2 separate regions of the Homo sapiens genome follow, and region 1 is linked to region 2. The links are chromatin loops, found by intact Hi-C in ENCODE. Cell type or tissue: endothelial cell of umbilical vein. All regions are shown on one strand. Links, peaks and the distances in the headings refer to the core of each region. The heading gives the core; the rest is flanking DNA. Region 1 has its middle 44 kb from the start of LINC02049. Region 2 overlaps LOC107986121 (a long non-coding RNA gene).

What was found. Peaks named below come from ENCODE experiments on the same cell type or tissue, not always from the same donor. Only the 100,000 strongest peaks of a DNase experiment are listed, where the experiment ranks them.
Region 1: a loop joins it to region 2, with 8 times the contacts of the local background. A loop is called at or near these places in 2 of 110 quality-filtered maps.

The regions. Positions count from the first base shown.
Region 1 is chr3:120,790,508-120,793,423 of GRCh38, reverse strand. No RefSeq gene overlaps it. Among named protein-coding and RNA genes, the nearest start is that of LINC02049, 44 kb to the left of the region's middle. In endothelial cell of umbilical vein, for the core only: no CTCF peak of the experiment used is centred there; a DNase peak (open chromatin) is centred at 1,323; H3K27ac peaks cover 1,624 bases.
Region 2 is chr3:120,505,712-120,508,627 of GRCh38, reverse strand. All of the region lies in intron 2 of LOC107986121 (a long non-coding RNA gene), which reads right to left. Among named protein-coding and RNA genes, the nearest start is that of FSTL1, 56 kb to the right of the region's middle. In endothelial cell of umbilical vein, for the core only: a CTCF peak has its summit at 1,261 (motif pointing right); DNase peaks (open chromatin) are centred at 1,347 and 1,717; H3K27ac peaks cover 1,268 bases.

The sequences.
Region 1 (2,916 bases), core at 163-2,662, 280 kb before region 2:
TCCATTTCAACAAAAACCCTTAGGTAACTTGATTGTCCTGGAACCCATATCCAGTCACTATGATGGGTGTCAATCCCAGCTGAATCACATGGATGGAGAGTGGGGAAGGAATAAAAACTGTGGGGAAGTAAATGAAAACCACTCATGTTCACCATAGGAAGTAGGTTTAAGAGGCTTGCTCCAGAAGTGATATGGCGGAGAAGAGGATGCAGGAAAGAGGAGGGAAGAAAATCAAGGGAGGATCCAAGGTGTAGCCTAGGTAGAGTATCACTCAAGGAGAAAGGCAACTTTAGAAAGGGACTTACCAAGCTCATTTTGGGGGATGGGGAGGTGGTGTGGAAAGACATCTGTGAGTCAAATAAGGGGAGGGCAGCGAGGACATAGTTAAGAATTCCCAAACTGGCCCAAAATACTTTTTGAGAAATAGTAGCGTAGGAGGGAAAAGCAGCCACTGTCATATTCTTTCAGTTAGTTCTTTGCTTGGTGAGTGTTTTGTTCCCAACTGTTGGTAGGGGCAGGGGAGGAGGTGAGAGGGGTAAGAAGGCTACATCAGTAGGAAGCAGCCAGATGCCTAAATGATGTTGGAAACATGGACACAGATGCCCGTAACATTGTGATAATTTTATAGCTTAATGAGTCTCAGTGAAAAAAGCAGCAAAGAAATTATCACTAAATTTACTAGAAGTTAAGGCCTGTAAGAAATGTGAAATGTGACTGACATATACCACACGGTAGGTCCTCCCCACCCACACACTAAACATAAAGGCCCACCCTGTCTTGCCTTTTTTCCACCCTCCTACATACACATAATACCTGCACACAGGCACATAGCAGCAGGAAAGATTCCCTTGGAACATTGTCAGAATCATTCTTGAGACCTCCCAGGTAGCTCACTACCCTGAAATGAAAAGCTGCCAGCCTCCGGTTTTTGAAGCTGGTAGAATAGGGCTGATTAACGCTGACTCCATACTGCACAAATACTGTGAGAGGCAATTTCGCTCTGGATCCATCCTCTCAATGCTAACAACTGCCATCACTACCACCCCTGATATAGGTACCGTTCCAAGCATGTTCAAACAGAAGGGCCTCACCTCCATGCTTAACCAAATGAAGCTATCAGCCCACTGCTGATCCTGTACTTGAAGGCTTGACTATTACAGAGAATTGGAGCATACAGATCACAGTTCCAGATTAAGGCACTAGAAGGCTAGGATGAATCCAGTATGACTCAGAGACTGAATCCCGGGGAAAAATGTAAAGGGTGACTTAGATAACCTAATTCCTTCCTGGGGGGGGTTTGTCTGGAATTCCTGAATTCTTACCTCATATGCATATATGCATATTTCCTATTAATCTCTCCTTTGTAGTTATTGCCAGGAAATCTCTGATCACAGACCCTAGAGTTCTGGTATTCTCTGTTGACTCCCACATCCCACAAGAGACATCTTGTACTACTCTCCATTGGATAACAGTAATTACTGCAGATAGTACAGGAAGAAGTATTACTTCAAAAAGAAATAGCACAGAAACACAGAACATATGACCCAGCAATTCCTAGGTATATACTCCCCAAAATTGAAAACAGGTACTCAAACAAATACTTATAGAAACATTCATAGCAGCGCTATCCACAATAGCCAAAATATAGAAACAACCTAAATTCATCAATAGCTGAATGGATAAACAAATTGTGGTATATACATATAATGGGATACTACTTAGCCATAAAAAGGAACAAAATACTGATACATGCTGCAACATGTAAAAACCTTAAAAACATGTTAAGTGAAAAAGCCAGACATAAAAGATCACATACCATATGACCCCATTTATATGGAATATTCATTAAAAGTAAATCCACAGAGACAGAAAGAAGACTGGTGGTTGCCAAGGGTTGGGGGAAAGGGAGAATTAGGAGTAAATGTTTTACAGATACTGGGTTTTCTTTTGGGGTGATAAAAGTGTTTTGCAACTGAATAGAGGTGGGGGTTACATAATACCATGAATATACTAATTGCCACTGAATCGTTCACTTTAAAATGGTTAATTTTATGTCAAGTGAATTTCACCACACACACAAAAAAAGTGGGGGAATACTGATTCAGCTGGCATGCACATGTATCCCCCAATACCCTCCTTTCTTTCTACCTGAAGGTGAGGGTGGATCAGGCATTATGAAGCAACAAGCATTTGCCAAAGCAGGCTAAGCATAAAGATAAAAGGAACCTGGGTCTTTGATATCATGAAGGCAACCACAGAACCACCATTTTTTATGAAAATAAAACTCCTAGATTTAAGAACAAAACAAACAGCATAATCTTTGTTCTTTACAAATGTCCTCTTTAAAGAGTGATCTTAAGGTAGACTAAGTGAACAAATTAATGTGCAAGTCTTGGGCTAGATGTATTTTTGGTTAAGGGGCTTCACCAGGTGCTGGGAAAATGCCCTTTGCTACACAGATCAGCACTTACCATCCGTAAGCATTCCAAACAGGAAGTTCTGGACAAAAAAATTAATACAAAATAGCATCACAGATATTAGGTATAGAAATAACGACAGAAATGGAAAATAGCAGCCCTTTATATAAGGTCCATAGTTTACTCATGGCCTGAAGAAGTTGCCACTTAATTGTTTATTCATTCAACAAATAGGTATTAATGACTATGTGCCAGGCATTGAGCCAGAATACTACAGGGAGCAAGAAAGATAAAGCTTCTGCTCTCATGGAGTGTACATTCTAGTGGGGCGGGAGAGGATAAGTAATAAACATATGAGCAATTTAACATACAATATCTATTAATACATGCATCTAGATCAACACATTGGACTTCCAACTCTCCTCTGATTTAGGACTGGCTCTTAGCTCCTCCATCTCTGGCATAGCTTCACAGGATGCTCAGGTTCCTCAGTTACCCA
Region 2 (2,916 bases), core at 270-2,769:
ATTTACATACTATAGAAGTTATCTCCCCCTCAAGAAATTGCTCAGTTATATTTTTGCTAGGACTTGCCCAAATAATGGTGAGCTATTTCTAAACTCCTGAGGTAAGACCATCCAGGTTGAAGTTGCTGGTTAAAGATTTAGGTAGGTTTCCCAGGAGAAATATAGCTATTAGAGAGAAAAACAAATTCAGATTTCAGGTAAGTATTAAGCAGGCACCCATTTGAAAAGTATATTTTTGCCCAAAGGGATGTGAATCTCTTGGAGGGGGTGCCATTGGCCCCATTACCCAACAGGATTTGGAGGGGAGTTGCTTAGAGAAGGAGATTAGCACACAGTAGGCAGCTCTTGAAAGCAAAAGGGAAATTTATAATTTTACTTGCCGCCTCCATAGGTGACCTTGGCTTTGTCCTGTATGAGTGTTCTTAGGGCAACCTAGAGGGGGTTGGAGAACTCGTAAAGCAGCCAATAGTTGAGCCTGCTTCTTGTCCTACATGTCTCCTTTTTCTTAGCCCTGTCCTCCTTATTCTACTCTCACTTATAAAAGACTGAGGAGGCTAATCTGAGGACCTCCTGCACAGGGGAACTGGGTTCCAAGGCTGACTTTTGTAATTTCCTCCCAGTTTATTTTTAAGCCAAACAGTATTACAAAGGAAAACTGGTTTTTTTTTGTTTTGTTTTAACATTTGGTAGAATCAAACTTTTCCTAGTTTTGGGGGATGCATCCCAGGGGCATGTCCTGTGGTATGGGAATGTGATTACCCATCTGCAAAGAGAGAACAGGAGAGAAAAAAAGGAAAAAGAAAAAAGAAGGCATTCCCTCTACATTCCTATTATCCTGAATGGAGCATCCCCCATTGTCCTTTGGGTTCCGGAATTAACCAGCCTTACTGTGTACTCTTGGTCCCATCTCATCACAATTACCCACTTGAGAACAGAGGAGATACTGGAGTGAACAGTGGATCGCCTGTTCATCCTTGAGGTTCCAGAATAACTGATCTTACTGCATATCCCTAACCTTTCATCTCTGTTCTAATGATAATCTGTTAGCCTGGGAGCACCCTTCATCTCTGTCCTGTGGGTACTTTTGTCTCTTGCACCTGTAGCCTTGGGCTGGCCTATACCCTTATCTCCATGACTTTATAGTGACTCTTGCTTGGAGCATTCTAGCAATAAAAATGATGACCTTTTTTCTCAGATTCCCATTTCCCATGTTAAGCAGACAAAAGCCTGTTTTTCAGCTAACTGCCACAAGGGGGCTAGACTTCCCTCCCCACTCCTTTTGAATATGACCCCGAAGGTCCTAATTCATGTTGAGAAGAATGTGGAAGTAATTAGAGAAATGAAGTCTACGGGAAGAAGTGGGAGGAAGTGAGAGGAATACTCATGGAAAGCCTTCATATGCTTGCAAAAATAGCAGCCCTTGGATTCAAGAGGACAACGTTTATTTGCCCTGTTGACGTAAAGTAGTAACCTCCGGAGGACTTGGGGCTTGGGCTAATAACTGGCAGAGGAGGGCAAATTCTTCCTTTGCCCACGAATGGGGCAAAGGAAGAGGGGTGGCTTTTGAAGCAGTTTGTCTGCCTGCATGGGGCCTTACCCTGCCCTTTAAGCATCCCACCTATTTGCAAAAGCCACCAGGAAACCCAGCCCTGGGGTGTAACAGGAAGGAAAAGCATATAGTAAGTCATAAGGAGCTGGCAGAGCCGGAGTTCCAATTAGTGTTTGTCCCGGCAATGTGTCAGCAGACAGGGTTGAAAGGGTTGAAAGTCATCCAAGCTGGTAAGGTAAGAACAAGAACAAGTATAAATCTCAGGAGATATCCACAAGGAAGCCCATGTCTTTGCTGCCTCTCAAATGCATAAGAGCTGCGGGAGTGTGTGTTTAAGAGGTCACGTGGCATGCAAAGTAAGAGCAAAGAGACAGACTTGCCCCTGTGGCAGATGGTCCAGAGGGTGCACAAGTCCTTTTCAGAACATACACACAGAGAAAACAAGAGAATAGGCAGTGCAGGTTCTTGGGAAAGAGCCAATTTTAGTTGAAAAAGCAGAGGAAACCCCAGACATTGCACAGTTTTAGGCTTCAGCCCTACCATTCTGGTGAACCTCCTGTCCAGGAGGGCCATTCATGCCTCAGATCTACTCGGTGCAGATGCCACAGTCCTTCCCACCCCTGGAAGCCATCCATCAGAGTGAACTGAGAAATCAGCCAAGAGGAGCAGAGTCACTTATGGCTGAAGGACTTATTCTGGGGGTTGGTTAGCAAGCAGGAGAGAGAAAAGGAGAAGACCATGTACAAGGATTGAATGCCTCCAGCCAAAGAAGGTGTGGTAGAGGGGTCTCTTACCACTAGGGAACATATCTGAGTCATGCAGCATCAAAGTATGTTAGTGGCAGAAGTTATCCAAGTCCCACGGCACCAAAATATGTTACCAGTGGCCAGTATCCAAGTTACTGGGGCGAATCTGTATGAGTCTGCAGCAACCTCAATTCTTGCCTCCTCAGAAGAAAGAATTCAACTGAGGGACATAAGGCAGAAGGAGAGACTGAGGCAAGTTTTAGAGCAGGAGTAAAACTATATTAAAAGTTTTAGAGCAGAAACAAAAGGAAGAGAAATACACTTGAAGAGAGCCAAGTGGGTGACTTGCAAGACAAGTGGGTAATTTGACTTTGGGGTTTTATAAGTTGACATACTTCTGGGGTCTTTTATCCCTTTTCCCCGATTCTTCCCTTGGGATGGGCTGTCCACATGCGCAATGGCCTGCTAGCACCTGGGATGGGGACATGCGCCATGTGTTTACTGAAGTTGTATGCATGCTCACTTGGGGCATTCTTTCCTTACCAATCTTGCATTTCTAGAGGAAGGTCATATACCAGTTAAACTCCACCATTTTGCTTCTTAATGCTCATGCTCGAGCTC